Regions from separate parts of the Homo sapiens genome. Here region 1 is linked to region 2. The links are chromatin contacts, found by Hi-C or POLR2A ChIA-PET in ENCODE. All regions are on one chromosome and are shown on one strand. Each heading gives the region's core, a stretch centred on a gene start or an enhancer-like site at or near the end of the contact. The rest is flanking DNA. Distances are from core to core; before and after follow the strand shown.

Region 1 (3,983 bases), core at 915-3,414, 320 kb after region 2:
GTAATCCCAGCACTTTGGGAGGCCAAGGTGGGCAGATCACAAGGTCAGAAGATCAAGACCATCTTGGCCAACATGGTGAAACCCTGTCTCTACTAAAAATACAAAAAAATTAGACAGGCGTGGCAGCACGTGCCCATAGTCCCAGCTACTAGGGAGGCTGAGGCAGAAGAATTGCTTGAACCCGGGAGGTAGAGGCTGCAGTGAGCCAAGATCATGCCACTGCACTCTAGCCTGGCGACAGAGTGAGACTCTGCCTCAAAAAACAAACAAACAAATAAACAAAAAAACTGTAAAACTACAATTCTTTCTTTACTTACTGTTACCATCTAGTATTAACCCTTTCTCTTTACTTTCAGAGCCAAACTTCTGGAAAGAGGTGTAGTCTCTCCACCTCTCTCTCCTCCTCTTCTTTCCATTCACTCCTTAAGCCACACACTATGGATTTCACCCTCGTCATTCCACCAAAAGCATTCTTCCTGAGGTCAAAAATATCTTTCTGGGTGGGTGCGGTGGCTCACATCTAATCCCAGCACTTTGGGAGGCCAAAGTGGGCGGATCACTTGAGTCCAGGAGTTCGAGACCAGGCTGGCCAACATGACAAAACCCCATCTCTACTAAAAATACAAGAAATTAGCCAGGCGTGGTGGTGCACACCTGTAGTCCCAGCTACTCGGGAGGCTGAGGCAGGAGAATCACTTGAACCCGGGAGGTAGAGGTTGCAGTGAGCTGAGATCACACCACTGCACTCCAGTGTGGGTGACAGAGCAAGAGTCTGCCCCCCCCCCCCAAAAAATCTTCCACATCATGATATTCAAATAATGCATTCTAGTGTAGTCAGCCCCTTCCTGGACATCTCAGCTCCATCTGGCACAGTCGATGATGTCCTCCTTTTAAAAACACTCTCCCCTTCGGCTTCATGAAACATTCCCTCATTCCCCAAATTCCACAAAACACCAAACCCTTTCCCCTTGAAGCAGACACACTGCCCTAGTCCAAGCCCACATAGCTCTCGTCTGAACCACAGCAGGAATGTCCCAACTGAGCTTCCTGTGTCTCCTCTCACCACCCTGCCCTCCAGCCCACTTGCCACATCACAGCCAAATGAGCTTTATTTAAAATATCAGATTTGATCATATCTCTCTTTAAACTCTTAATGATTTCCAACTTCCATAAGGATAAAGTCCAAAATCCTTAGCGTGGCCTGCCATAAGCATCCTGGTCTGATCTGTGCCTGCCTCTCTAGACTCAGGTCAAATCACCCTCCCCAGCCCTCTCTCCATTCTGGCCGGTGTGATCTTCTTATGGTAAAAAAAAAAAAAAAAAAAAAAAATATTGCATGGACTTTCTCATTTCAGCTGTTCTCTCAGCTTGGAGTGGTCCCCCTCCTCATCTTTGCCTGGCTAACTCCTACTCACTACTCAGATTTCAACTTAAATGCCACTTCATCTAGAAATCTGATTCCCAAGGAATTGGTTAAAGCCCAATATGATCATACAGCTTGTATAGCACTGTAGTTCTTCTTAACAGTCAGCACACCAATTATTACTTATCCAAGGTTTACCTTTACCCCTAGACATGACTGAATGAGAGCAGGGGCCATGCCTGTCTTGTTCATTGCAATGTCCCCAACACCTGGCATGGTGCATATTTTTAATGAATTAAGAAATGAATGAATATACTGAATGCATTAAGAACAATTAAGAGGGACACCTAAACCAGTCTGTAACAGGAAAATGAAGGCCAAGCATTTTCCAAATCTATAATACTATGATTTCTGGAGGAAGAATGCATAGAAAGAGCCAGATGCTTGTAAAGGACAGGTGTATTTACAGAAACAGCAAAGGTGTGTAGAAGGGTTTTAAAAGAATGATTGTTATTCTGAAGTGCTGTAAAATACAGCAGGATCTATGGTGTGAACAAAATCTAATAACTCTGGCCAGTAGCATGTTCTGAGAGAACATATGTTATAGTAGATGAATTTATGTTGCATATGTTTAGCTAAGTAAAGGATACTTACACAATCACTTCTAGAATGAGTCATCTGGAATTAGCTCATGCCCATAAATCAACACAACCCAGGCCTGAAAGAATCAAGGCCTTATACATGCAAGAATTTGACATTTAAAACAAAAAAAAAAGCAGCATTAGCAATCCATAAAAAATGTTAAATCATAAATGTCTAGAGCTGTAAGGAACCTTATATTATCCAGCTCAACCCCGCTACACCTCCTATCATTCTCATCCCAGGGGTGTGTAATATGGGAAGCTGAGGCCCTAGGAGGTTAAGTCACTTTCCTCTGGTTACATGTCTACTTTGTGGCTAAACTGGTCGTAGAAACTGGGTCAGCTGGGCACAGTGGCTCATGCCTGTAATCCTAGTACTTGGGAGTCCAAGGCGGGCAGATCACGAGGTCAGGAGTTTGAGACCAGCCTGGCCAATGTGTGGAAACCCATCTCTACTGAAAATACAAAAATTAGGCAGGTGTGGTGGGGTGCGCCTGTAGTCCCAGCTACTTGGGAGGCTGAGGCAGAAGAATCACTTGAACCCAGGAGGCAGAGGTTGCAGTGAGCCGAGATCTCACCACTGCACTCCAGCTTGGGTAACAGAGTGAGACTCCGTCTCAAAAAAAAAAAAAAAAAAGAAAGAAAGAAAAAAGAAAACAGGTCTGTATTTCAATGCCTCCTAATTATCTGTAACTTTTGATTCTGTAAACTTCAATAAGACTACTCCAAACCATGGCCTGAAGGTGGTTTTCTGGAAACCCTTACCTTCCTCCAGTCTTGATACCGATTCACTATATAGCATATCCTGCGTGAAGAGAAGCCTGTGGGTGCTGCTAACCTCAACACCTACCCCGTACCACCCACACTGCCGAGGGGCTTAGGAGTTCCTAATGGCAGTAACTGAAACACTTTGAGTAACTCCTTTAAATGATGTCCTGTTCTGTGGCATTAAGTAACATCGCTCTCATCTGTCCTTTGTGATTTCTCAGTCTCCCTGCTGTCGTATTTGGGAAATATAAATATTTGGGAATAAACAAACAATGTAAATAAATGTTTGGGAAACTTCTTGTGTTATAGAACATTATAGAAAATATACATATTTGTTTTCATCTATCTATATAGATATATAGATATATATATCTTCTGCATCATGATATTCAAATAATGCATTTTAGTCAGCCCCTTCCTGGACATCTGAGCTCGTTTGGCACAGTCGATGATGTTCTCCTTCACAGTTAGTTCCTGGTTCATAACTCCCACATCCCTTGTTACAGTCTTTCGTTATAATGCTGGGTGTGTTAGGTCTCAGGGGCAGGCCTCAGGAAATAATCTCTTTCCTGCATTCCTTTTACCTGACCCAAGGCAGGATTCTAATGTTCCCTGTCTTTCTGATTGTGGGTCTTAAGAGTCTCCCCGATGAGGGCCTCGCCTCATACCCTGGGGGAAGGAATGCTGATGTCACGAAGTTTCCATAAAAATCCAAGAGGACTGGGTTCAGGGAGCTTCTAGATAGCTGAACACATGGAGGCTCCTGGAGGGTGGAGCCCAGGGAGGGCATGGAACTCTGCATCCCTTCCCCTATGTCTCTCCCTATGTGTTTCTTCATCTGTATTCTTAGTAATATTCCTTATAATAAACAAGTAAATTTAAGTGTTTCCCTGAATTCTGTGAGCTGCTCCAGAAAATTAATCAAACCCAAAGAGGGGATTCCTGGGAATCTCAACTTCAAGCTAGTTGGTCAGAAGTTTCAGAGGCCCAGACTTGCAACTGGTGTAGAGGAGACAGTCTTGGGGACTGAGACCCAACCCATGGGATCTGACGCCATCTCTAGGTAGATAGTGTAAGAATCGAATTGGAGGACATTTGGCTGGTGTCCACTGCTTGAAGTGTGGCAACCAACCCCCTAACCCCCAACATATTTGGTCATAGAAGCCTTCTGTGTTGATTGTTGTAGTGTGAGAGTAAAGACACAGTTTGAG
Region 2 (3,895 bases), core at 79-2,578:
ACCTGAGGTCAGGAGTTCCAGGCCATCCTGGCCAACATGGTGAAACCCTATCTCTACTAAAAATACAAAATTAGCCGGGTGTGGTGTCGGGTACCTGTAATCCCAGCTACTCGGGAGGCTGAGGCAGGAGAATCGCTTGAACCTGGGAGGCGGGGGTTGCAGTGAGCCGAGATCATGCCACTGCACTTTAGCCTGGCAACAGTGAAACTCCGTCTCAAAAAAAAAAAAAAAAAAAAAAGGAAGGACACAAAACCTTACATAGAGTATAACCTCAGCCATATATAAATGGATCCCCAGGGAAAAAAGTCTAGAAAACCATACCAAACTGTTAAAAATAATTATCTCTGGTAGGGTAGAATTAAGGAGAAAATTAAATTTTTGTCAATAAGTGGTAATTTTTATTTGATTTATAAAAAGATGATATACTTATTTTGTAATACAGAAAAAAGATGTAAAAAAGATCACATACCTTGGCAGGGAGTGTGTATACACAGAAAAGTTGGTTGGATATTTTAATAATTTTAACAAAACTTAGCACTGGGTGGAATGATTATATATGACTTTATTTTTTTTTTGTTATATTTCTCAATGTTTTAAAAAAAGAAGTTACTACTTTCAAAGTGTTTAAATAGAGATTGAAGAAGACACGAACAATTCCTCCCTGTTTACCCAGTAATTTTTTAGAGGCACTCCGAGGAAATAATTTTGATGAGCTGGTCCAGAAACAGCTGTTAGTCCTAGGCTGTTCCCACACAAAGACATCCATATGACAAATGGGTCCCTTGGTACTTCAGCCTCCTTGAGTTGCTATTTATAACCTTTGTGCTCTGGGTTGCTTTTATATTTATTTAAACGTGATTTTACCCATATAAAGATGCTGTGGATGGTATCACACAATGTGTTTTGCCTTCTACAAATAGCCCTGTTAGTACGCTGGAGACTCTTGGCCAGGCATGGTGGCTCACACCTGTGATCCTGTGCTCTGGGAGGCCAAGGCAGTAGGATCACTTGAGCCCAGGAGTTTGAGACCAACCTGGGCAACACAGTGAGACCCTATCTCTACGAAAAATTTAAAAATTAGCCAGTCATGGTGGCGTGCGCCCGTGGTCCCAGTTACTCAGGAGGTTGAGGCAGGAGGATTGCTTGAGGTTAGGAGTTTCAGGCGGCCGTGAGCCACTGAACTCCAGCCTGTGTGACAGAGCGAGACCCTCGACTCAAAAAACAAAACAAAGCAAAAAACCCAGTAAGTTGAGAGTCTTAAATGAACGCTTCTACTTTCACCTGACTTATAAACGTTGCGTGGGTAAGCTGACAGCAAAAAAGGTCCCCGGATGCTTAAAAAAGAAGCATGTGCTGTTACCATCACTTGTCAGTAGGTGGCAGAAACTCACCAGCTCGTCCGTGCCTTCCTGCCCGTGGAGCCAGCACATTTAAAAACAGCTTTCAATAATAATTAGAACACAACAACCCACTTAAAAAGACTTACTGAAATAAGAGCAGAATTAAAGAAGCCTGCATTCTACTAATAATTTTCTGCAGCATTTAGTTAGTCTTTAAAAAAAATACTTCTGAAAGAAAGTATAATCGACTTGTTTTTGTAAATCCTAAACTGGACATGCTAATTCTAATAAAATCCAAAGTGCTCTTTAAAAACCTCTGCAAATTGGTCAGGCACGGTGGCTCACACCTGTAATCCCAGTACTTTGGGAGGCCGAGGTGGGCGGATCACCTGAGGTCAGGAGTTCGTGACCAGCCTGGCTAACATGGAGAAACTCTGTCTCTACTAAAAATACAAAAATTAGCCGGGTGCGATGGTGGGCATCTGTAATCCCAGCTACTCCGGAGGCTGAGGCATGAGAATCGCTTGAACCCAGGAGGCGGAGGTTGCAGTGAACAGAGATAGTGCCACTGCACTGCAGCCTGGGTGACACAGCGAAACTCTGTCTCAAAAACAAAACAAAACCTCTGCAAATTAGTTCAGGATTAATCTATTGCCTGTTTATGTAATTACAATGGAAGACTGGTTGAAAAGAAACTGATCTGACATTGTTACTAGATAAAGGTGAATAAAGGGGAAATCCTTTGAAGGTGTTTTTCCCCCCCCTTTAAAATTACCAGAAATTTTATATCTGAAGAAAACAATGTGAGAAAGGTACTTGGTAGTGATGTTTTTTTCACTTCTCAGCCCATGTTACTAAGCAAAATTTCTTGGAACTGCTGTAGTGGCATCACTGATCCTCTGATTGTAGCAATAATGTAGCACAATGGCACTATCCAGGCACAAACAGCTTTTGTGCCGTGCTTCTTAAAGTTCTATCTGCTGTGTAAGCCACTGGTGGTACTGGCCACGGAATTAGCACTAACAGTGGGGCAATGACAGTTACAGTCTGTCTTTGAGGCCTGGCCAGGTTTCTTACAGGCTCTTGTCTGGGGGCCTGCTGGCATTTTCACAGTTGGAGAAAGCTGCAAGTGTTCTTGACAGTTTGTGATTACCAGTGCATGATCTAGAAAGCTTAATGAAAGCTTTCTAGCTTTCACTCAAAAAACCATCATGGGGGTTACCTCTGAGGATGCGCACTGGGGGCTTGCAGGGGTCATACCTTTGGATGTTTCACGGCGCTCACATATTACTGATCTAACACCTCCTCCACAGCCTCGTTTGGAGGGTGTTACAGCAGCTGCCTACTCTTGCCTGCCTTCCTTTGCTCAGACACCATTCTGCCAGAAGAACGCTCTACATCATTTTTCCCAGTTCTATGATGATCTTTCCTTCCAAGAGTCACACTTCCTACTTTAAGACAACCAAGTAGCTATACAGTCAGGAGCTCCTATTACAGGTGTTACTGATCTATTGACCAGGCATAAATAATGCAAGTTTACTAGCTCAATGGTGGTTCTTCCTTCTGAGGAAGGTTGACCTGCCCTGGAAACTGTAAGGACCAGGATATATGCACTGCCTGGAACTTAATTTGAACAAAGTAATAATTTGGAGAACTAGTTTGCTCTAAGGAACTACATCCCTTTACCTCCATCCTGTTTGATAGTTTGCAGATTAAGTGCTCTCCGTTTAGCCTGGCATTCATGGATTTTTATAGTCAGGACCCAACTAATTCTCCATAGCTCTTCTCCGAACAATCACGTCAGCCACACCGGTCTACTTGTCACCTCTGAACAGGCTTTCCTCTGTTTGGTGAATGCTATTCTGGTGCTGTTCACCATACATTACACTGGGATGCCTTCCTCTTTCCTGCTCCTCTCCCCAACTAGAGAGGTGAGTGGCAACCTTTTCCTCCTCTCCCCTCCTGCTTTTGCAGCAAACTGGGTCACACTGTTGTTCAGGTGGTCATTTGTTCCATTGAATGAGAATGCACAGCCTCATATGTCTGTTTTCTCTGGTAGACCATGTGGAACTCAAGGCCAGGGAGCAGTCATCAGAATGCAGTCAAGTGCCTGGCCAATAGCAGGCACTCAGTAAGTACTTGCTCTATTATCTTTAATGTCACTACCCCAAAAGGTTGTTTTCTAGTGTTGGGGTTGGGGCAAAAAGGGAAGTGAGGAAGGGTGTGGCACGAGGAAGTTAGTGGTTGCCAGGTCTGAGAGTATTGTGAAATAGTCTGTTTGTCAATATGTATGTTGGAAGTAGTTTTTACCAGAATGAGTAACAGATGAGAAAGCAGCTAATTGCAAAGACAATAGGATTTCTTGGCAGCATGAGGTTTCCCTTTCTCTTTATGGAGGAAGAGAAAGATTTCCATGGGGGTGTTTACCATTGAAAGCCTTCACAGATGTAGTTTCTGAGTTTGCCTGTTAGATGAGGAAAGTGGAGGAGACAGGAGTCTATCAATGAGGAAGGAGATTTAGTCTCAGGCCTGAGAAACCCCATGGAAGAAACCAA

The links. Hi-C counts contacts between places; a loop is a spot of excess contacts on that map. ChIA-PET counts read pairs that join two places held with the same protein, here RNA polymerase II (POLR2A). Pooled maps may share reads with other maps.
Region 1: a map of PC-9 shows a loop between it and region 2 (8-fold over the local background). The contact joins two enhancer-like sites. A Hi-C loop is called at or near these places in 3 of 168 maps with a recorded cell type or tissue (Calu3, PC-3 and PC-9) and 8 of 50 pooled maps. POLR2A ChIA-PET finds 5 or more read pairs at or near these places in 2 of 52 experiments (GM12878 and activated CD4-positive, alpha-beta T cell).

What each region holds. Positions count from the first base shown.
Region 1 is chr6:25,172,032-25,176,014 of GRCh38, forward strand. No RefSeq gene overlaps it. Among named protein-coding and RNA genes, the nearest start is that of CARMIL1, 110 kb to the right of the region's middle. RefSeq lists an enhancer at 2,702-3,202. Within about 2 kb of position 2,165, at least 13 of the 41 ENCODE cell types and tissues checked have a DNase peak (open chromatin) inside an H3K27ac peak, as active enhancers do.
Region 2 is chr6:24,854,808-24,858,702 of GRCh38, forward strand. All of the region lies in intron 8 of RIPOR2 (RHO family interacting cell polarization regulator 2), which reads right to left. Among named protein-coding and RNA genes, the nearest start is that of ARMH2, 58 kb to the left of the region's middle. RefSeq lists an enhancer at 1,194-1,488. Within about 2 kb of position 1,329, at least 9 of the 41 ENCODE cell types and tissues checked have a DNase peak (open chromatin) inside an H3K27ac peak, as active enhancers do.